Regions from separate parts of the Homo sapiens genome. Here regions 1 and 2 are each linked to region 3. Evidence: chromatin loops called from intact Hi-C (ENCODE). Cell type or tissue: heart left ventricle. All regions are shown on one strand.

Region 1 (8,000 bases), 82 kb after region 3:
TGTCCTGTGGTGTGGACAAGAACATCCTTATTCTTCATAAACCCACACTGAATTATTTAGGGTAAAGGGGCACAATGTCTTCAATTTTCAAATTGGTCTGAAAAAAATGCATCTACACACTGGAAGAATGATAAAGCAAATGGGGTCAAACGATCAAATCTAATAAATCCAGGTAATAGATGGGGAGTGCCTGCACTCCTCCTGCAACTTCTCTGTAAACAGGAAATTATATCAAAATAGAGTTGCCCTAAAGGTGGCTACCTGTGGCTCCACAAACAGGCGGGCAGGCTGCCCCAGTCACAGCAGGGGGCACCTGCTGCCCAGAACACCCGAAGCCAAGGCAGCAGAGAAACCGGCACAGCACTGCCCCCAGGGAGACATGGGGACAGCTAACAATGCTGATGGAAGTCTGCGAGCATCCGATATCTCTTGGGTTTTTCTTCAGAACCAAGTCATACTCCTGGCACTTGGAAAACAAGGCCAGCTTTACCAACAGGGGGCTGGAAAGGCACCTACCCAGCATTATCCGGGGCGCTGCCCTCTCCTTATCCTTTCTATCTTATCAGTGTCCTCTTCTCAAAATGTATCTGGCATCAGGTCCCTTCCACTCCACATCCACTGCCAACATCCTGTTCCAGTTCCTTGTCATGTCACACCTGAATCATCCCCATCTGCCAGGGGTGGGCACACCACCACCCACACGCCAGATCCAGCCTGCAGGCCAAAGAATGGTGTTTACATTTCTGGGTTTTTTTTGGTTTTGTTTCCTGAGACGGAGTCTCACTCTGTCGCCCAGGCTGGAGTGCAGTGACGCGATCTTGGCTCACTGCAACCTCCACCCTCCGAGTTCAAGTGGTTCTCCTGCCTCAGCCTCCCAAATAGCTGGGACTACAGGCGCCTGCAACCGCGCCCGGCTAATTTTTTTGTATTTTTAGTAGAGACGGGGGTTTCACCATCTTGGCCAGGCTGGTCTTGAACTCCTGACCTCGTAATCCACCCGCCTCAGCCTCCCCAAGTGCTGGGATTACAGGCATGAGCCACCGCGCCTGGCCTGGTGTTTACATTTCTAAAGGGCTGGGGAAAAAAATTAAAAGGAAGCTATTTTGTGACATGTAAAAATGACATAAAATTTAAGTTTCAGAGGCCACAAATAAAAGCATTACTGGAATCCAGCCACAGCTATCCACTTCTGTGCTCTCTGTGGCTGCCTTCACACAACAGCAGAGGGGAGCAGCCGCGGAGTCCAACCAGCTCATGGAACCTAAAACATTTACCTTCCGGCCTTTTACAGAAACAAATTTGCTGACTCCTCCCCGGCTGATCTTGCTTGACTCAGTTCTCCCGCCTCCACAAGATTAACTGACCTAAAACTCGACTTCCGCCGTCGCTCTGTGTTCAAACCCCCGGCAGGTTCCCCGATGCCCATAAAGCCCACACTGTACCCTGACATCCATTTGACCAGGAGAATAAACAAGAAAGCCCTCAACGCCATGCCTTTGCTCATGCTGTTCTCTGCCTTTCAGGAAGCCCTTCCTGCCTTCCACCGCTAAGCCTGCCGCTACCTTACCTTGCCCTTGCAGTCAGGGCAAGGCTCTGGGAATGCTCCCAGCTCCCTGTGCTCTGCTCCCACAGCTCCCTATACTTACCCTCATCATAGCTCTTACCACACAGCGCTGAAATCAACTATTTGTGTGTCTGTCTTGCCAGCTGCAGCAAGATCCCAGAGGGCAAGGAATACATCTTATTTATCTCCCACCACCCAGACAGAACCCGGTACAGCAGCTCATCAATGCTGAAGGCAACCCCAGCCTGGCCAGGCTGGCCTCCTCGCTGCCCCTGAATGCATGCTGCTCACGCTCAACCCTGAGCCTGCGCTCACCCCAGCACCCCCACATCTCACTTAAGACAATCCTACCATGGCCTGAGCACAGTTCAAATTGCATCTCCTCCGTAGGCCCACAGAAGTCAACATGGTCACAGGTTCAAACCCCCAACTCCTCTCACCCATGTGCCAAGTGCCCTTGCACAAGATGCTTCTGTCTCTGGGTCCTCATCTGTAAAGAGGGAATGACTCAGTATCCCCTAACTTGCAGGGCTGACAACGCATATAAAGCTTCTGAACCAGTGCTTGGCATATAATAGATTTTCAAGAAGTAATAGTTAGCATGCTTGTTTTCCCGAATCACACCATCTATGCCTATTTCATCCCTTTTCTTCCCCATAACTGTTGTGTATATTACCCTGGCTCTCCTGAGGCAGGTTTGTCATGAGCAGAGACAAGGTCGTAGTACACTTTCATGAAGCCGCCCCTGCCCTAAAACCCAGGGCAACACAACACGTGGAAAAAGGGACCAACGGATACAACTTTAATAAATAAGTTATTTCAGGAGGCTTAAAGAATTGCTAATAAAAAAAAAATGCAAAGCCCCAGGGGATCAGGAGTGAGCTAGAGAGCAGGCTTTTGCAGATGCTTTCATATTGATGAGAAAGGCAGTTAGAGAGCGGGAGCAAGCGGGATGAGGAGGGGACCAGCAAGATAGGAAAGAACTCCCCCTTGGAGGGCACTGTTCATTCTCACCCATCCAAACACCGCAAAGAAACCTGTGCTGACTCACTGGATAGTCTGGACCCAGCATGCTCCCCTGAAGACTGTCTCTGGATGACAGGAAGCCCCAAGCCTCAGAATTCCATTCCAAGTTTCATGAGCACCAGTCAGTGACAGTACCAGCTGATGCGTGGGGTGCTCACTGGGTGCTTACCACGTGCTGGGAGGATTCTAAATGCTTGTGACCATACAAGGTGAGTAGGACTGTTACGCCCTTCATTGCACAGATGAGGAAACTGAGTCTCGGGAGGATAAGGAACACACTCCCGGTCACACACTCTAGTAACCGGTATAGTACAGCACAGTCGGGTTCCAGAGTCCAAACTCTTAACCACAACACAGTTTGAGTGTCTTACTCTGATTTAGCTCCACCATTTACCGGGTGAGAGATCTCAGGCAAGTCATCTAACCTCACTGCGCCTCATCTTTCAAGTGGGCCTCATACGGGTAACTCTGTAAGATTGTCATGAGGATTGAAGGCGATCATGCCATGACACATATTATGAAGCGGACTCCTGAGAAATCAGTTCTCTCCCACTTTTCCCATATCCCAATATAAGTGAGGTTTTTAGCCAAACCCCTTGACCTCTTTTACTACTGGGAATGATCTATATGCCCTGCTGGATTTTCTTGCCTGCCTGTGCCTAAGCATTTGGACCTCATAAAAGCTTACAAAAATGGCCTGGAGACAAGCATTAAAGGAAAGCAACTGCACACGGAGCTGAGTGGGGCAGCGCAGCAGAGATGGTCCACACGGCTCCTGGCGTGCAGATGAATACTGCATGAGCAGAGGCTGGGCCAGCCAGGCCCTGCCAGGACGTGCCACAACTGACAGCCCGTGACAGCACCTAGATCCATGTGCCGCACCAACAGGCCCAGATGACAGGCCTGGGAGGCTGCAGGCAGAGCCAGGAGCACCTGTGCCTCTGAGCCTGCGTGTGTGTAAGTGCTGTAGGGGGACAAAGAGGGGCAGGCAGGTGAAAGTGACAGGCAGTCATTCCCACCAATGGTGGGATATCAGACTGCCTAAAATATTGTCTATAGCAAGGTAAATTTTTAAATTCCTACAGAAGGAATTGTTGCAAAATTCTTTTACTGTGAAGAATTTAATTTCAAGTCAAGACGTACAGATACACACTAGTTTATTTTGAAGATAAATCCACGTTTCCATACATCAATTTTGCCTGAAGGGTAAGAGACACCTTAAAGCCATGAACCCTTCCCCTGGGCTGGTGGTCATGCACAGAAGGAACTTGTCATAAGCAGCATGTAAAAGTGTCCTTCATGTTAGCCAGTCAGCTATATTAATACAGCAGGAAGCAGAGATCAGGTGTTTAACTCATTTATAGAAGACATAAGTAATTTCTATTTGAATGGACCTGATCAAATGGAACCAAAGGTCTTAGAAAATAAAAGGTTAAAACCCAAGCAAAACGGTATCTCACTCATCATATCCAGTAGTAAGAAGTCCTATTAGGCCTTTTCCCACAACACGTCAGCTTCCAAATACAGCACATGACAAAGAAATACTTCAGGGAGATGGAGGAATGGGGGGCTCGCTACTGTGCTGGCTAATGACATTATTACAAGGCTCCAACCAGCTTCGAGGCCGTGGTAGACACAGCACCGTGGTCCTAGGGTTAGAAAGGAGCCGTAGAAGCAGCATGAACAATCTAATGCCCAGAGCATGGATGAGGCGCCTCCATGCCCAGGACTGCTCCCACCCACCGTTGCTAGAGCACCTAGGAAAGGGCACAGACTGCAAAACCCTCCTCTAGGAAGGGCTGCCCAGTCCACTTGGGGCACCTATATCTCTCGATGAGTAGCTGGGCAAGGACAAGCACATTGAGAGCACCAGCTCCAAAGTGGTGACGGGCCCAAGGGCAGCCTGCAGGCAAGGGAAATGGTCCCAGCCTTTCCTGCAGCCAAAGTGCAGGGCTGGTCCTCAGGAAGGAGTTGCAAAATGATCCTGTTTGCAAAACACAAACATTCCACAAACAGCAGACACAGGGGGTAGGCAAATTCTAGAAATTCTCAATCTTATGTGCAAGAAATAAAACCAAATCAAGAATATTTTACTAGTTGGCATAAATTTGCTTAGCACTCTACGTCCAGGGCTTCCTGGCCAGTTAAATCCAGGTTACTGCACTTGCATGGCTGACAATGCATCCAACCCCTTAGAAATATCAACCTCTTGCAGACACAGGCTGTCTTACCACGTGGCACTTACATACAACAGATGCTCAATAAATGTGCTGAAAAAAGTCAGTGTGTAAAGGATTCCTGAAGTAGGAATCCCCCCTGCTCCCTGGCTCCCTGAGGGTGGTTGAGGCCCAGGGGCTTGTTTGTATCCCCACCCCTCACTAGGGCCTAGCACGGTGCTCACTAAACCCGGAGGCCGCCAATTCAAGCTACCACCTGTGAATTTCTTCCCTGCCTCATACTGTCTTTTTCTGCCCCATTCCTCTTCCTTTTGCTCCCTGAACATTTATCTCACGGGATTTGGAGTCATTAGCTATGCAAATTATTGGGTTTATGGCCCTTTACCTCACTGGAACAGCTTCCCTGCTGTAAAATGGGGTGAAAGGACTCTACCTGAAGACTAGAAATGATGTGTGCGCAGTCTGGCCACGGTAAGGCGAAGCGATCACTGTTATGACTTTCTTATATAATTGTCCACAGGCCCCACTGTCTAAAGGTACTTAGAATACCAAAAGCAGAAAGTTTATTTGTTTTTCCTACCCATGCAAGGGTGGTTTTGAGAAAGCCTATCTGTTTTGGAAAGAAACTGACCCAAGCCCATGTCACTAGTTAAAATATTTCCTTTTTCCTTTTTCACAGGGAAATGAATGACTCTGACTACTCATGGCCAAACTGGGTAAAAGGTTCTGTTCCATAAGTTCATGTGCCAATTATACACAGTGATTAGGATTCCCAGATGGCTTTTTTTTTTTAATTTTACTTTAAGTTCCGGGATACATGTGCAGAACGTGCAGGTTTGTTACATAGGTATACATGTGCCATGGTGGTTTGCTGCACCTGTCAACCTGTCATCTAGGTTTGAAGCCCCGCATGCATTAGGTATTTGTCCTAATGCTCTCCCTCCACTTGCCTTCCTCCACCCCTGGCCCAGCTCATTCTCTTAAAAGAATCATCACAAAGGAGTTTAGCTGGGGCAATAATGGATCTGCTTGGGTTCCACAACTTGGGAATCAGAAGGAAGAGAAGGGCTTCTTCATCTTTTCCAGGAGCAGGGCAGCCCTCAGCACTCTCTGGATTCCCAAGGCACAGCCCCCAGGTTCCTGAACACACAGTGTCTTAAGTGCCCCCCGGGAAGCCCCCCTGCGCCCACACTCTCCTCCCAGTGCTTCAGAATTACCTCCTGACTCTGCCCCCTGAGAAGCAGGCCAGGAATATTTCAAGGAATATGCCAACTAACCTCAATGCACCTCTCCTGGCACTTCAGAGAGAGAACTCAAGAGTGAAGAGAGGGAAATATGGAGGAGGGGTCTGAAGACAGGAAGCGGTGACCCCCCAGGACGGAGGTAACCCCGTGGAATATGCCCAAGTCAGTTGCCCTCAACTGGTCTGTGACACCACAAGTCCAAAACCCAATGCCTTCATCTAAATCCTGACGCCACCACTTGTTTTAGCCCTCTGTGCCCCACTTCCTAGTGTGAAAAGCAGGGATCATAACAGCACCCCGTCTGTCCGCTGTGGTGAGGACTGAGCGCGTTAAGACACGTGGGCACTCAGGACAGTGTGGCATGGCCAACAGTCTCTAAGCATCTCTGATGCTGCCATCGCTGCTGTGCTCATCAGCGCCAGGTGCTGCTCTCCCACCCCTGTCCCTGTCCCATCACAGCCTGACAATTCTCAGCCACAACAAGGAGCTTTGTTGGTGGAGGAGGGAGGAATATGGCTAGAACCTCTGTAAGCTGACTTTCTGTGGGCTGGGGACAGTCCACGCTAAAGGGTAGCTGCCATTCCCCTGGGGGCTCCAGGTGCCAGGAGTGAGCACTCTGCATCTTCCCCCTGACCAAGCTGCTCCTCCTCTCTTGGCTTCCAACACTGGCACTGGCCTCCCGGGACCCATGCTACCTCCAGACTTCAACTGGCAACAGAAAAGAGACAGAGGGCTGGGTGCAGTGGGGTGCCTGTAATCCCAGCACTTTGCAGGGATCACCTGAGCCCAGCAGTTCAAGACCAGACTGGGCAACACAGAGAGAGCTTGTCTCTCCACAAAATTTAAAAATTAGTCGGGTGTGGTGGTGTGGGCCTGTAGTCCCAGCTACTCAGGAGGCTGAGGTTGGGGGATGGCCTGGCCCAGGAGGTCAAGGCTGCAGTGAGCCGAGATCATGCCACTCCAGCTGGGGCCACTCCAGCCGGGGCCACAGAGTAAGACTCTGTCTCAAAAAAAAAAAAGAAAAAAAAAGAAGCATGGGCAGGAGAGAAGAGAAGCCTGGGACCCACTAAGGTTTATTTCGCCTTTACACAGGAAAAGTCAATAAAAGCCACTAGTTAACCACAAGGCTGTGCTGTCCATCCCTCTCCTGCCAGAGTTAACCAGACCGAATCTCCTGCCAGAGTTAACCAGACTGAATCCTTCAACAGATATACAATTCAACAGACACCTGCAGACGTGCCTAATGCAGGAAGACTCCTCACTAGATTCCCTCACACATAACACACATGCACTCTGAGCTGGGCGCTAGAGAGACACGGCCTAACAGAACACGAAAAAGATACTGTTGTCCTTGCCAAGGTCCTCACTACTTAGCAGAAGCTCTTGCCCTTCCGCTTCCACCTTTCATCAAGGTATAAGCCAACAGTCTCACTTCTTCTCTCTTCTTTAATCTGATTTCTGTCCTCCCTTTTTCTTTTAAGAGACAGGGTCTCACTCTGTCACCCAGACTGGAATGCAGTGGTGTGATTATAGCTCACTGCAGCCTCAAACTCCTGGCCTCAAGTGATCCTCCCACCTCAGCCTTCTGAGCAGCTGCGACTATAGGTGTACACCACCATGCCCGGCTAATTTTTAAAATTTTTGTAGAGACAGGGTCTCACTATGTTGCGCAGGCTGGTCTCAAACTCCTGGCCTCAAGCAATACTCCTACCTTGGCCCAGCCTCTCAAAGTGCTGGGATTACAGACGTGAGACATTGCACCCAGCCTTTTCTTTAATTTTTTTTTTTTTTTTTTTTTTTTTTTTTGGGACAGTAGGGTCTTGCTCTATCACCAAGGCTGGAATGCAGTGGTGCGATCTCCGCTCACTGCAGCCTTGGCCTCCCAGGCTCAAATGATCCACCTACCTCATCCTCCTGAGTAGCTGGGAATACAAGTGTGCAACACCCACACCTGGCTATTTTTTGTATTTTTTTTGTAGAGACAGAGTT
Region 2 (8,000 bases), 61 kb after region 3:
CATTTCTAAAGCATCTTCCATGATACCTGGCAAAAATGGTCCATGAGTAATTATTTCAATGATTATGTATCTGCCCCCAGTGTAGCCTGAGCCTTGCTAAATGTGCAGCTGGAACTCAGGAAGCAGCTGCAATTAATTGACAGAAAATTATTGGAGGTTAGGGTTATCTGTAAGAACTAGACAAAGGAAGAAAAGTAAGAGGGAATTCAAGAAAGTGAAATAGCAGATGGGAATGGGTAGTGGAACAGGGGAAATAGGATCCAAGGACTAAGTCAAATCTGTAAGTACTTCCTGGGCACCCATGTGTGCACACACTCCATGGGACTGATCAAGGGTAGGTGAGACAGAGGTTCCATGGACAAGGGCCACCATCCAGCTAAGCAGTCAACCAACACGTGCTGAAAGAACAGAACACCTGTGGCACAGATGCAAATGAACAGGATGGCCAGCATCCCTGGTCTATCCTGGCATAACTACTCGTTTTCACCATCAGTGATTTTGTTATCTTTATGTGATAGAGGCTATTCCATACAACCTATTGGCTGAAAATAATGCCTAACAATAAAAAAGCTACTAAGAATTCAACATTTTCCCATGCATTTGTATTCTGTTCATCACAACGGCATCTACATACCCTGCAAAAAAAAGTAGAACACATATATTTAAGGCATTTACTCAAGCGACAATATTTGATGAATCTGCCCTATGGATTCACAGTCTTGGCCACTGGGCAGTGTACATGCAAACACACACACACACACACACACACACACACCCACACACACCCACTCATGCCTACAGCATGGGGATCCCACTGACAACAGCTCAGAAGAGAGGTAAAGGTTAAGGACAGGCTTCTAACAAATTCAGTTCAATACATTTAAGTACATATTATAATAAAAATGAGGACCAGGTGTGGTGGCTCACGCCTGTAATCCCAGCACTTTGGGAGGCCAAGATGGGAAGATCACTTGAGACCAGGAATTTGAGACCAGCCTGGGCAACACAGCGAAACCCCTTCTCTATTGTAAAAATGACTAAAAATTGGCTGGGCGTGGTGGCTCACGCCTGTAATCCCAGCACTTTGGGAGGCCGAGGTGGGCAGATCACTAGGTCAGGAGTTCGAGACCAGCCTGACCAACATGGTGAAACCCTGTCTACTAAAAATACAAAAATTAGCCAGGCGTGGTCACGCACACCTGTAATCCCAGCTACTCAGAAGCCTGAGGCAGGAGAATCGCTTGAACCTGGGAGGCGGAGGTTGCAGTGAGCCAAGGTTGCACCCTGTACTTCAGCCTGGATGACAGAGTGAGACTCCGTCTCAAAAAAAAAAAAGAGTAAAATTTAAAAATTAAATAAAAATAATTATTAAATGATGCTTGTAAAAGTAGGTAAATAGATGCAAGTTTCACGGAAGAAAGGGTGGATCTGAGGAGATCCTGAAGGATGAGACCAAGTCCAGCAGAGTGAAGAGGAAAGAGAGGAAATGGCGAGAATTCACATGAGCAAAGGGGGAATCAGATAGCGTGCCCAGTGCCGAGCCCTGCCTCTGTGGAAGCGTTGGGGGAGGGAGAAAAGCCTAGCAACCTTGCCAGAGCTCAGACCCGCCCTACTGAGGGGACACTCACAGGTGAGCAGGTGTTCACAGGTGAGGACACTCCACGGGGGAGCAGCACAGGAGCCGGGAGCTGCTCTGGGAAGAGCTGAGGCGCCAGAGCTCCACAGTCGCAGACTCAAACCGGAGACCTCACCAGACCCTGGCTCGGGCAAGCTTCCTCAGGCTACATTTCCCCACCACAAAACAAAGATATATTAGTATGTGCCTCTTATGGATGTAATGATTTTGAGGTGAGGTTCAAATAAACAACCAACCTGAAATGCCTGGGAGAGTGTCCAACTGAGAGCCGATACTCAAAGAGTGATATAATAATTACCACAACCACTAATGCCCCAACGAGCCGCTGAAAGAAAGGCCGGTTCCACACTTTAGCTCACCTTCCTCAAACAGATGTGGCCACCAAACAGTTTGACGTAGGATATATGGAAAGCATACTAAAGGAGCTCGAGGGGAGTTAGGCGCTTTTAGATTAGCATGGGGCGACAAACTTCAAACATGCCTTGTGACCAAAAACTATGAATTCAACATTTTAAATAGATTTGTATTTTATTAACTACAAATAAATGGTCTCATGGGTAAATTAACCAATGCAAAAAATGGTCAGTTTTTAAAGACTTTATAAACAAAATTATCCCCCAACACACAAAGTCAAAAATATGTAAAATTCAATGACTTATTAAGAACATTCTTTAACTTTCTCCAGAAGACTTTTTTTTTTCTTTTTGACATGGAGTCTCACTCTGTCACCCAGGCTGGAGTGCAGTAGCAGGATCTCAGCTCACTGCAACCTCCACCTCCCGGGTTCAAGCAATTCTGCCTCAGCCTCCCGAGTAGCTGGGATTACAGGCGTCCGCCACCACACCCAGCTAATTTTCTGTATTTTTAGTAGAGACAGGGTTTCACTATATTGGCCAGGCTGGTCTTGAACTCCTGACCTCGTGATCCACCTGCCTCGGCCTCCCAAAGTGCTGGGATTACAGGCATGAGCCACTGCACCCGGCCAAATGAGGACTCTTGTAGAAATACATGTGCTTTTCTCTAAGGGACGAGAAAGAAATGTAAAATGAGCAGTTTGTCCGCAGATCGTGCTTCTTGGGTTGGTCTGGAGCCGACAGGCGTTGTGGAATGACAGTGTCCATCTGGAGATTAAAATGAGAACTCCTTTGTTCTAGGCAAGACACATGCTTTTTTTTCTCTTCCTTCCTTCTTCCTTCTTCCCTGCCACCTTTATTCCTTTTTTGGTTTATCTTAGAAATGATTTAAGGCAACATGGGCCCTTGATCTGTGAGGAGGTGAGGCAGGACTGTTACTCTGTTCTGTGGAATTCTAGAAACTTATTTTGGGACTTTGGAGGTATTCGCTTTTTCCTAAGCTCTCAGAATCATTTTTGAGAAGCAGCCGATGCTGCTAGCCAGAACAGCTGTGAGAAGCGCAGCGTCTAGGATGGCCTCTTTGCCGACACCCTGGGATGGGTGCATGCTTCCTCATGTTTTAGAGAGAACTGAGGCTCTCAGCTCTCCCTGTGTGCTGGGATGCCGTCTGTGACTTGCCTGAGAAAATACCTATGGAATGAGTGTGAGGGCCTCATGAGGTCACGTCCACGAAAGCACTGGGAGCTCGTCAGAGGAGAAGGGCACTCTGAGGCCACATAGTCGGTAATCAGACTTCCCTTTGGTCCACATCTCTGCCCTGGCTGCCAGGATTCACAGTGTGCAGAGGGACTGGGCCGTTGCTCCAGCCGCTCCAGCAGGTTAGCAGGCTCTGTGCCACTGTCCCCAGAGAAGTCTCCCTGAGTGGGGTCTGTGGGCTCTTCTCTCGGTCCCACCTTCAACACCCACTTTTCTCAGCCTGGTGAGAAGGGAGGACAGATGGCTTCCCCTCCACTGTCCCCCGCCCATGTTGTTGAATGGGATTTGAGAATGGACGCCAGGTTCTAAATCTGCCATTCCGTCTGTCCTTGAGTGAGCGGCTGACCAGCTGCTGGCCCATGCTTAGAGGATGTTCGTGGTCTGCCCCAGGGCCCACTGGTCCTTGAGTGAGCGGCTGACCAGCTGCAGGGCCATGATCAGAGGATCTTCGTGATCTGCCGCAGGGCCCACTGGTTGGAGGCCCCTTTGGGAGTCAGATAACAGAACTCTGCAGTCACGGCTGTGACCGACTCACTATGTGGCAGATGGGCTTCTGTGCTTTTTAGTTCTCACTTCCTGAGAAGTGTCAGGTTTCAGCACTAATATCATGTATACATTTTAAAAAATCCAAAATCAGAAGCAGAATTTAGTAATTCCCCACCACTTCCTATGTTCCCTCCTCTAACACCTGTAATATTCCTGGCACACAGTAGGTGCCTTAAACAGGTCCTTGAATTGGGGTTGGTGAGAAAAGGTGCTAAGTCTGTCTTTCCAAGCCATTTAATTGAGCAGCATTTTTTTTTAATGTGGAAAATTTTTTTATCTGTTACGTCTTTCCTATTATATTTATCTTGTCCTTGATTTCAGCACCCCACCCGATTTGCAGGCAGTGCTTTCTAAACTGTGCCCTGTGAGCTGTTAAAAAGTCTTCTGGAGGCCGGGCATAGTGGCACACACCTGTGATCCCAGCATTTTGGGAGGTCGAAGTGGGCAGATTGCTTGAGCTCAGGAGTTCGAGACCAGCCTGGGAAACACGGCAAAACCCCGCCTCTGCCAAAAAAATTAGCTGGGCACAGTGACATATGCCTGTAAGTCCCAGCTACTCAGGTGGCTGAGGTGGGAAGACCACTTGAGCCCCAGAGGCGGAGGTCGCAGTGAGCTGAGATTGCACCACTGCACTCCAGCTTGGGCAACAGAGCAAGACCCCGTGTCAGAAAAAAAGGGGGGGGCTGGGCGCTCATGCCTTCAATCCCAGCACTTTGGGAGACTGAGGCAGGCAGATCACTTGAGGTCAGGAGTTTGAGACCAGCCTGGCCAACATGGTGAAACCCCATCTCTACTAAAATACAAAAAATTAGCTGGGCATGGTGTTGTGTGTCTGTAATCCCAGCTACTTGGGAGGCTGAGGCCTCCTCAGCCTCAGCAGGAGAATCGCTTGAACCCGGGAGGCGGAGGTTGCAGTGAGCTATCGCACCATTGCACTCCAGCCTGGGCGACAGTGCAAGACTCCATGTCAAAACAAACAAACAAAAAACCTCATCATTCATCTAGCATTGACTGCATTCATCTAGCATTCATCTAGCATTCATCTAGCATACATCTAGCATTCATCTAGCATACACAGGCACCAGACACTGTGTTGGGGCTAAGCACAGAATGTGAACAGAACTCCTATGTCTCCTGTGCCCCAGAGATGGAAGGACAGTGGTGGACACAGCCATCGGTGTAAAAACGTCAATATATAGATACATCCATACTTACACACTGTGAGAAAAAGAACAGCAGAACCTAAGACAGAACATCGGAAGGGGCCCCCTGGCCCTTCAGGTGGTAATGAAGAGGTATCCAGCCCGACCCGGGAGGGAGGATGCCCAGGGAAAGGAGGAGCTTGCTCCAGGGGCAGAAGCAGCACACGTGCACCGGCACAGGCGACAATGCACATGGCCTTCCAGGACCACCGGCCAGTGGGCTCAGGGCTCAGTGAGAGAGGAAGAGGAGGATGGCAAGGCAGGCAGGCCACTCCACACAAGGCCAGGCAAGGCCTCTTAACGAATCTGGATGCAAGGACCTTGCTTTTTCCTACATCTTTCATTGTTCCCAAGCCCAGTGCGCTCCTCAAGGCAAACACTAAGAACACATGCTCAGTTCAGCAAATCAGTTACAAACCAGTGGCTATTTAATAAGCAAGGTACTGTTAAAATCTTGGCCCTCAAATTTTATAATTTGGTTTGTAGAAAAAAGGAACCAGACCATCCCATCTCAAACAAAAAACAAAAAAATCTTGAGACAAGAAAATATATATCCTGAGGCAGTATCTGATTAAACACCAGATGAAATGTTCAAGTCACATGGTCCACTGGAAGGGGAAATAATTCCCAGGTAAGGTGGTGACAACGGGTTTCCCAAAGAGGGTGGGACTCCAAGTAGAAACTGAAATCTGGAGCGAACCAGGCTAAGCTACCTGGGAGGGTGGACCAGGCACACGCAACAGGTGAACGGACGTACGGGAGTAGGGACAGCAAGGCACATCGGGGAGGGGTAAGCACACAGAAAGGTTGAGCCCGCCTACAACACACAACAGCCCATCCCGGGCAGCTCACCCCCATCTTCAGGGCCTTGGAGGCAGAAGGAAGATTCCCACAGGTCAGGGTCCGGGGCTGGTCTCCTGGCAGGCACACTTTGGGGCAGCAGGAGAAGGAAGGTGAGTAAGACTGTCTGCCCCAGGAAAAAGGGCAAGGGCAGAGAGCTATGGATCTCATTCACTGGGATAAAAAATTAAGTGCCAAGGAGGGAGAGGAAAGGGAGGAAAAATAATCCAAATTGTTGTAGTATTGTGCAACTGAAATTCCATGCATAAGCCAGGAAATTCAAAGGTCACAGTTCCCACAGCAACTGTAACCTGACCCGTCAGCTTAAGTAGCCTTTGGCACTGCCAGCCCCCAAGCGCCTGCAGCCCCTACAATGCCCACCCAGACCTGCCCTCAGGCCCCTGCACGTCAGGCATGTTGCGCCTTGCCCAGCCGGGCCCACGTGGGCTGCCCACCTCTGGCTACAAGGGGCCCTCAGCCATGCCCAATAGTTCTCAGTTCTTTAAGGAGCATCCTGTGACTCCGAGCCTACTTGCTGTGGGTCTTTACTTCTGACTCTTCTGTGGGGTGAGTAAGCCTCCTTCACCACCCAGATGGGGGGAAAAGGGAGAAGAGAGGTGTGTGCATGCAGACAGAGGCGCTGCTACCACCCTCTTCACTCATGCCCTGTGGCATCAACACTTGCCAAGCCTCACCATGGGGAAAACAAAGGTGGGGGGAGCCTGGGGAGGGAATGTTGTAGTTCAAAGGACATCAGAAAAGACGGCTTACCAAATGGGAGAAACTTTCTACCAGTCTGAAATCTGATAAGAGACTTACTTCTGTAGGGTATGTAACTGAGCATATGATCCTTCCCAACAGGGCCTGGGACACCGGCTTGATCATCATGAGGCCCAGGACGGAGCCACACATAGGTCATGATAGTGGAAGCAGCACAGGGTGTGAAGCTGATGGCCACAACCGACCCCTTCCAGCCCCACTGTGGAACCGGGGTGGCAGTTCAGAGTTTGGGTGTCTGCTGTGTGCAGAAGGGAGACCAATCAGAGCCAGGCTTAGACGCAGGCAAATCATGGGCCCTTTCGAAAAGACAGGCTGGCCAAGTGCGATGGCTCACACCTGAAATCCCTGCACTTTGGAAGGTCGAGGCAGGAAGATGAGTTGAGCCCGGGAGTTTGACACCAGCCTGGGCAACACGGTGAGACGCCGTCTCTACAAAAAATTAGCCAGGCATGGTGGCACGCACTTGTGGTCCCAGCTACTGGGGAGGCTGAGGTGGGAGGATCATTTGCACCTGGGAGGTCGAGGCTGCAGTAAGCTGTGGTCGCACCACTGCACTCCAGCAACACAGTGAGATGCTGTCTCAAAAGAGATTAAATTTAAAAATGTTTAAGATACATAAATAAAAAACAAGTCCCCTGAGCTCCTCCTCCTATTTATCACAACAGAAAAGACTGAAGACTCACCCAAAAATGGTTTATATCCTGGAAATCATACTTCCCTCTGGGCCATGGTTTATGTGAGCTGCCAAAATTCCAGGCTCAGGGCAAAGAATGACTTTCCTGTTACTCTGGCTCCCAGGGTGAACACAGGTAAGGAAAGTGACGAGGCAGTCAAGAGCAAAGCCCAGCTCCCTAGGGCTTTGTGAGGAAGACCAGCTCCACCACCCTGCTGTCTGCCCTGGGCCTGGCCCTCAACAGTGCTGATAAAACAGGCTTCAGGGGACTGCTGTGAGAAGTAAGTGATGGTATGTACAGCAGAGCCTATGCTGCATGGCCTGGCACACAGAAGTTGCTCAATAAACGGGAATTACTAGTACTGCTGCTATTTCCACATTTCATGTTTTACTCAAACCTGATACATTTATAAGAGCTGTGTGAGGCCAGGTGTGGTGGCTCACGCCTATAATCCCAACACTTTGGGAGGCCAAAGGAGGAGAATTGCTTGAACCTGGGAGGTGGAGGTTGGCGTTCCAGACCAGCCTGGCCAACATGGCAAAACCTTGTCTCTACTAAAAATAAAAAATTAGCTGGGCATGGTGGCACGCACCTGTAATTCCAGCTACTTGGGAGGCTGAGGCAGGAGAATCGCTTGAACCTGGTAGACAGAGGTTGTAGTGAGCCGAGATGGCACCACTGCACTCCAGCCTGGATAACAGAGCAAGACTCC
Region 3 (8,000 bases):
CCAGCTACTGAGTATGGAACTTTGGAAAGAGGACATGCCAAGAACCCCAAAGCCGTGTTCAGACAGGATACCAGCAGGGCTTGGCTATGTCCCTGCTAAGTGACCTGCATCCTCCGAACCACGTGAGGTTCAAAAGAGAGCTTCAGCAAAATAAAAGGTTCCCATGCCACTTGACTTTGGTTGTTCTTAAATACTTGAAACTTTGAACGCTCAATATGTAAATACATGAAACATGCTTAAAACAGGGTCTGGGTCATGCAAGTCAAACAAAAAGAGGTTAGACATCCACAAAATTTCAACAGGGTTGAAGCCTGATTTCTTATGCTAGGTTGTGGCTAGACTTTGCCTGGTTCTCACTCAGCCTACCTCTAACTCAATCCTCCTCTTTGGCACCTGGATATGGTCGATGGCTCTGGCACAGAACTTGCCATAGAACTTCTTGGCACCCAGACCTTGTAGATCATATATGGTGAATGGCCAGAGATGCAAGACGTTGTTGAGGGAGAAGGCATCTCGTCAGTGACCCCAGGGCCCAACAGGAGCAAAGCTTACCTTGGTGTTAGTGCACGCTTTTCCCTTTTTGTAGTCTTTGTGACTGCCCCGTTTGTCCAATTTTGCCCAGAGGGCTTTGGCTTTCCAGTAGTTAAGCTTGGACTTGAGCTTGTGATAGAAGGAGCGGTAGTCCTTTGGCTTTAGTTCCAGGTGGTCACAGAGCTCCTGGAAAGCCTTGAGGGTTCCCTTGCAGGTGGTGGCCTGGACAAACCGGTCAAAGAGGACATGAGCTGGGTTCATGGTCTCATGCTTCCTCTCCTCCATGCTGCCTCACTCTCAGCACTCCCCAGAGGGGGAGGTGGGATGGCTGTGGGTCCACCTGACACTGTCACGTTAATCTGACAAAAAGAAAGAAAAACGTGGTTAGCATTTCTCTGTCTACAAACATTCTCCAGGAGACATATTCCTCTTCAAAGCAGAGTTCTAAAGTGTCGCAGTCATCCATCCATAAGTGTGGACTGCACACCTGCAATACTCCAGGCACTACGAAACACTGGGGCTGGAAAGGTGAGCAGGATGGTTCTTGCTCTCAAGGATCTGACAGTCTAGGAGACGAGGCAGACACAGACACAGAATGTCTCAATGGACTGTACCAAGTGCCACTAGAGAGGGAGACACAAGGCCATCTCGGAAACAGAGAAAGAGGATCTAAGTCACTATTGGTGGTGAAGGGGGGGGGTCCCCACTGAAGGCGAGCCTCTGAGAGGTGACAGCTGAGTCTCTCAGCATAAATGTTAGCCAGGCAGGGAAGAGGTGTAGGACATGGGAAAGTGACAAAGACAGGCCTGAGTGACTCGTACAGATCAAAGAGGCAAGGATAACTCCCAGGTTTCCAGCTTAGGCCCCGGATTAAACGGAGACATCAGGCCAATGGATTAAAAACAGAAGCACTCCTTGGTGCCAGTGGAGCAGTGAGCCCCTTCCTCACCTGCACACGTGAGCTCCAAGTGGAGGTGCTTACCGGGAAGTCGGTACAAATGTGAAGTTCAGGGAGTGGCTGGGGACGCAGATCCAGATTTGGGAGTCGCTGGCACACGGGCAGTAGCTAAGCATACAAAAGCAGGAAGATCACGAAAGGAGAGTGCACAGGGCAGAAGAGCCGCAGACTCTGGAAGAGATCCAGGAGGCCCCACCTTCAAGAGGCTGGGAGAGAAAGATGAGCCCTCTTAAAAGATGAGGAACAGTAGGGAGAGGTCTGAAGAGAACCAACCAGCAGCATCACAGAAGTCTAAGGAGCAGAAAGTTCGAGAGTGTCAAAGTTGGCAGGGATTAAAAGAACTGAAGAAGTCCTGCTATTGCGTAAGGTACAGGGTTGGGAGACTTCACAGTCATTCCATTTTCACCCTGAATCGAATTGAACAGCAGTAAATGACGATATCTATGCCTTCCACCTATGGAAATGTCCGCACACCTACGTCCAGTGAGTCTGCTGGACAGAGGCTGGGAGGTGGGAGATGGCACCGCGTGTACTCCTGCACCCACCGGCTCCTGTGAGTCTGCAGAATCGTTTTTGCGTCACATCTGATGAAACCTCACCACTGGAACTGTATTGGAAGGTGGGAGGCAAAAGGACAAAGGACAAAACTAGTGAGTAGAGAGTGGGTCAGGGTGACAAGACGAGTGTGACCACAGGGCTGAGCCCACACAGCCAGACCCCAGCTGCACGACCCCGCTGCACAACTCTGGGTAAGCACTGTTGCACGAACCCTCAGTTTCCTTGTGTGTAAGACAAGGAGGTTAGACAGCGCCCCTAAGACTTTCTTTTTTTCTTTTTTTTGAGATGGAGTCTCGCTTTGTTGCCCAGGCTGGAATACAGTGGTGCGATCTCTGCTCACTGCAAGCTCCACCTCCTGGGTTCACTCCGTTCTCCTGCCTCAGCCTCCCAAGTAGCTGGGACTACAGGCACCCGCCACCACGCCCGGCTAATTTTTTGTATTTTTAGTAGAGACGGGGTTTCATCGTGTTAGCCAGGATGGTCTCAATCTCCTGACCTCGTGATCTGCCCGCCTCGGCCTCCCAAAGTGCTGGGATTACAGGTGTGAGCCTGGCCAAGACTTTCACTTCTGAAGTTCTCCAAGGCTACTGCTGAGAAATCCACATGCCCACAGCACTTGCTCCTGGTGCTCTCATCACAATGGCCCAGCACAGGCACATCACCAATTCACCACGAGAGTGACCAACACAACTGGACTGGACTTTGCTTTAAAGATGTACCCTTGGGGTTGGGTGCAGACAGAGGAAGGGAGTGGTTGATGCACTACGTTCAGCAGGCATGTAGAAGCAAGAGACTGCCCACTATTCAGCTGCAGGTGCTGCTGAAACCAACTCTTGGAAGACAGGCACCATGTTCCAGAATGATACAGAAGAGGCCCTGAAGCTCTTACTTTGGGTAAGCACACTGAGCAGCAGTGTGAAGTAGAAATGACATGCCACTTCTCTCCGCACCTCACCATGGTATCACAGGATTAAACCAAACCAAATGAGATGCATCTTAAGTTTCATGAGAGAAAGTTGTAACTAAATACAAGGAACTGCCCTCTCCACCTTATATTTTCTATGTCAACAGACACAACACTCGTCACATAATGTGGAGGATACATTGCAGATGGAACACACTGGCTGGGCTTTTCGCCTCAAATATATCACGTACTCAACAAACCCTCCTGGCTCTAGATATTAAAAACTATACTGCTGGCCCAGTGTGGTGGCTCATGCCTGTAATCCCAGCACTTTGGGAGGCCGAGGTGGGTGAATCACTTGAGGTCAGGAGTTCAAGACCAGCCTGGCCAACATGATGAAACCCTATCTCTACCAAAAAATACAAAAATTAGCCAGGTGTGGTGGCACACGCCTGTAATCCCAGCTATTCAGGAGGCTGAGGCATGACAATTGCTTGAATTCGGGAGGCGGAGCTTGCAGTGAACTGAGATTGTGCCACTGCACTCCAGCCTCAGCGACAGAGTGAGACCCTGTCTCAAAACAAAACAAAACAAAAACAATACACTGTTAACACACATAGCTTCTCTCAATAGCCACATGGCCAAGAGGCCAGCAAGAAATGGAGTTAACTGGAATTAACATTCAGTTTCCCCAAAAAAGAAAGGTTTTATTCTAGGTAGCAGCAAGAGAAATACTTTACAGTTCCTAAAAAGGGCCCATTATTTATCTTACAAGCCAAGGCTTATCTTAGAAATGTTAGAAAGTCAAAAGATGGCTTGTAGGGCAGGAAAGAGCAGATGTGCTTATGTGAAGGCAGGAGAAATGGTGACAGCTGACAACCCATGACTAGAAACAAAGGTCCCACACCATTTTCTACATCAGGGACCCTCTTTGCCTCCTGACCTCTTTGTGGGACTTCTGAGGCTTCACTTGCTCTTTGACAAGCACACAGCATGGCACAATCCTGACCCTGTGTGCCCTGCCTGCATTCACAGTCAACCTGAACTCCACCAGAGTCACAGTGTTTGGTAAGCTTTGCATACACTGGGTCTGATCCACCGCTACCTCATGTCAAAGAAGAAAATGACTTTTCTTTGTTTCTAAACAGTAGCCACTTTCAACTCCTTGCCAGGATTCAGAGCACTCAGAACCATGACATTCTTGCTGAAGCCAATACATTAAAGGTCCTGCAACCCATAACTCCAAAATCCTTCCCGTCATAGCGCCTGCCTTGGCTTACACCTACCCTGAAAGAGGGTCTTGGGCACTTATTTCCCAAGAAGAGTTCTTACGTGTGAGCTAACAACCCCATGGCTGGTTGTCACCCACTCGGTTTGAAATAATTCACTTCCAAAGAGCTGCTAACCGCCACAAAGAATTTCCAAATCAAACCCCACTACAGAGGAACGGCTTCACTAATAACTGTCCCCAATCCTTCTGCTAGTGAAAACACTTTTAAATTAACAGATGTCAGCCACAGCTCCCAGAGAGCTGCAGAGCCAACCAGCAGGCAAGTTTTAATTCCCCGGCCGAAGAGATTTCGACCTGCAGGGCACTGGTGACAATGGATGAACAGAGGCAGGATGGCTCCTGGAACAATGCGACCGGCACCCAAGGTAAGACGACACAAGATGAATTCCCTTGGGCTGCCTCACTTTTCCTGCTTTGCAGCTGAATGATGACTGCAGCGCAAAGACTCCTCCAGAGTGTGACAGCATTGCTCTGTGGCTCTGCTGGGCTGGGCCTGTCTCACTCTGCAAGGGGCTTACCCGGCATTCTCCTTGGCTCTGACAACAGCCGGGAAGCACAGCAGAGCAGGGCTATTTCTGTTACCGCCCCCATTTCCCTCATTCCTTAAGGTCAAAGCCAGATCATGCTCCTCCTGGCCTGTCCTGCACCACCCTGTGTACAGTTCATAATCACAGGAACCTGGAGACCAGGAAACCTGGCAGGAAGGTGCCAGAAATCCCAGAAACTGAAAAGCCAAGGTGTGCAAGGAAGGGGTAGAGGAAGTGAGGAGCCGGGTTGGGGGCTGGGGGAGGAAGAGGAGGTGATGCCAGGTTTCCAGGCATCTGTGAGTCTCTGCCAGCTGACTCCAGCCTGCATGTTTTGTCCGCAGCAGCTGACTGCTGACTCAGAAGCCCCGCATGGGCCTTGGCTGTGGAGGATGGCACTGCAGAGACGGCCTCTGAAGCACACGCAGGACATGGTTATGTTTCTATTTATAACAATAGTTGAAGGTTGTCACTGACTTCTGGCTGGCTATGAGAACACTCAATCTCTAGCTCTTAGAAGAGGTAGCTGGATGTTTGTGGGGGAGTAGAAAGGAGAATCATGTTTAAAAATAGAAAAAAAAAAAGAAACAAAACAACAAAAAAGAATGACACTTCAAGAGTATGGCATCAGAGTGAAGCTTAGTTTTCTCCCTAGCCAATGCACCATGAACACACCAGCGAACGTGCAAATTTCTGAATCTTACACAGCAATCTGTGAACTGCGCCTTCCCCTAGCCCATTCAGTCAGAGGTATGTCTCATCTAAACAGATCTTGAAAGCGGGTGGAAGGCCAGGTGAGGTGGCTCATGCCTGTAATCCCAGCACTTTAGGAGGCCAAGGTAGGAAGATCACTTGAGCCCAGGAGTTCAAGACCAGCCTGGGCAAGACGGTGAGATCCTGTCTCTTCAAAAACAAAAAAATTAGCTGGGTGTGGTGGCATTCGCCTGTGGTCCCATCTACATGCGAGGCTGAGGTGGGAGGATTGCTTGAGCCCAGGAGGTCGAAGCTGCAGTGAGCCATGATCATGCCACTGCACTCCAGCCTGGGAAACAGAGCAAGATCCTGTCTCAAAAACCAAAAAAAGAAAAAAGTAGGTGGAGAGGAACACTTGATCATATTTTCCCTCAGAAACCAGGACCCAAATCGCCAACATGCCTCGGGCTCCTGATCTGTCTTCCTTCAACATAGGCAACTTAGCATCATTATTTGAAAAGCCTGTCCTTTCCGTACTGAGTAGTCCTGGTATCCTTGTCAAAAATAATTTGACCGTAAGTGAGGTGCATGAGGCTGAAGCAGGAGGATTATTTGATCCTCCCAGGAGCTAGACTCCAGCCTGGGCAACATAGCAAGACCCCATCTCTTAACAAAACATAGTTTGACCATATATGTTAGGGTATGTTTCTGGGCCCTCTATTGTATTCCATTGGTTTATATGTCTGCCTTTATGTCAGTACCACACTGTTTTGATTAGTATAGCTTTATAGTAAGTTTTGAAATCAGGAGGCATGAGTCCTCCAGCTTTGGTCTCCTTTAGAAGGGCTGTTTTGGCTATTCAGGGTCCCTTGAGATTCCATGTAAATTTTAGGATGGGTTTTTCTATTTCTGTAAAAAAAAAAAAAAAATCATTGGGATTTTGATAGGGATTACACTGAATGTGTATTGTTTGGGTAATTGTGACATCTTAACAATAGTAAGTCTTCCAACCCATAAGCGTGAATTTGTTCTCATTTATCTTTTAATTTATTCCAGTGATGTTTTTTAGTTTTCACTGTACAAGGCTTTCACCTCCTTGGCTAATTCCTAAGTGTTTTATTATTTTTGATGCTACTGTAGACAATTATTTTCATCATTTCCTTTTCAGACTGTTCACTATTAGTATATAAAAATGTAACTGATTTTTGTGTATTAACTTTGTATCCTGCTACTTTGTTGGATTTATGTACTAGCCTTGAACAGGTTTTTCTGGTGGAATCTGTAGGATTTTCTACACATAAGATCATATCATCTACAAATGGAGATAACTGTCTTCCTTTCCAATTTGGATGCCTTTTAATTTCTTTTTCTGGCCTAACTGCTCTGGATAGAACTTCAGGATTATGTTGGATAGAAGAGGCAAAAGTGGGCATCTTTGTCTTGTTCCTGATCATACGAGGAAAAGCTTTCTGTCTCTCACTGTTGAACATAACACGTACCATGGTTTTTCGCATATGGCTTTTACTAGGTGAAGGTAATTTTCTTCTATTCCTAGTCTGGTGAGTATTTCTATCATGAGAAGGTATTGAATCCACATGTATTGCATCCTGGGATCTATCCTGACTCTCCATCCTATTTATCATCAAGCTGACACTCAGCAGGATGGAGAGGAAACATGAAGCCAGCTCCTCCCCCCACCACTGTGCCCTTCCCCTCTCCTGCCTGTCACCCGGCTGCACTCCTCATCTGCTCCTGCCACTCTGCAAGGACATTATTTAAATGTCTCTCTCCTCCATTGTGAACTTCCTTAGGGCAGGGACTGGGTCTCTGCGCTATAACCCGACCTGGAGTAGAAATAAGTCGTGTTTCTGTGGAGGTGACGAGGGTAGGATGGAGCCCAGCAGCTCTGTACTTGAAGGACCGGTCCTGGGGAAAGCACTAGCCTGGCCTGCGTGGCTGCGGAAGGTGAAGGAGACCTGGACACATGTTAGAGAAAGACTTCCAATGTGCTACCAAAACGTGGTATCCAGGAATGCAACAGTCAGCCTGGGCGGGCAGTGACAGTCTAACAGGAACACTGCAAGAGTGTGGCATTTTTCTCATGACCAGCACTCTGCTTGGCTGGGTGTGGATGACCCCTCTCTAGAGGCATCTGAGAAGAGCCAGACCCAGATAGCCTCTGGGTTCTCTTCCAAGTCCCTAATCCTGCAGGACTGTAGTACAGTCCTAACACTTATGTTGTATCTTTTCTAATTTTCATTTCTATTCTTTGCTAACAACCTATTTCTTCATGAAAACCAAGTTAAGAACATCCACGCAGCTGAGAAATGAAGTAAGTCAGAAGTGACCTGACCTCTGCCTTGCAGTTCTGTCACCCCAAACACATTAAAATGTCTGAATCATAGCGAGGCACCCAATAAACACAATCACTGATGATGACGTCAACTCACGTTCAAAGTAACCCCCAAAACAAGCAATCAAGAAGAATGCCTGAGGCTCACCATCCTACAGTCTCCTCATCTGTAAAATGAAAATCACAGG

The links. A loop is a pair of places that touch in the nucleus more often than their neighbours do. Peaks named below come from ENCODE experiments on the same cell type or tissue, not always from the same donor. Only the 100,000 strongest peaks of a DNase experiment are listed, where the experiment ranks them.
Region 1: it touches region 3 in a loop (2.0-fold over the local background); 49 of 110 quality-filtered maps call a loop at or near these places.
Region 2: a loop joins it to region 3, with 2.6 times the contacts of the local background. A loop is called at or near these places in 19 of 110 quality-filtered maps.

The regions. Positions count from the first base shown.
Region 1 is chr22:17,987,704-17,995,703 of GRCh38, forward strand. The region is part of intron 1 of MICAL3 (microtubule associated monooxygenase, calponin and LIM domain containing 3); the gene reads right to left. Among named protein-coding and RNA genes, the nearest start is that of MIR648, 11 kb to the left of the region's middle. RefSeq lists enhancers at 3,935-4,439, 4,440-4,944, 6,145-6,645, 6,646-7,146. In heart left ventricle, no CTCF peak of the experiment used is centred here; a DNase peak (open chromatin) is centred at 3,444; H3K27ac peaks cover 511 bases.
Region 2 is chr22:17,966,719-17,974,718 of GRCh38, forward strand. All of the region lies in intron 1 of MICAL3 (microtubule associated monooxygenase, calponin and LIM domain containing 3), which reads right to left. Among named protein-coding and RNA genes, the nearest start is that of MIR648, 10 kb to the right of the region's middle. RefSeq lists a silencer at 3,125-3,419 and an enhancer at 6,877-7,429. In heart left ventricle, no CTCF peak of the experiment used is centred here; a DNase peak (open chromatin) is centred at 3,283; H3K27ac peaks cover 2,528 bases.
Region 3 is chr22:17,905,997-17,913,996 of GRCh38, forward strand. It overlaps MICAL3 (microtubule associated monooxygenase, calponin and LIM domain containing 3), which reads right to left. Exons shown (of 32, transcript NM_015241.3): 2 at 553-890. The coding sequence starts at 816. Among named protein-coding and RNA genes, the nearest start is that of MIR648, 71 kb to the right of the region's middle. RefSeq lists a silencer at 4,527-4,821 and enhancers at 5,018-5,067, 5,078-5,347. In heart left ventricle, a CTCF peak has its summit at 4,685; DNase peaks (open chromatin) are centred at 4,745 and 5,125; H3K4me3 peaks cover 349 bases; H3K27ac peaks cover 6,885 bases.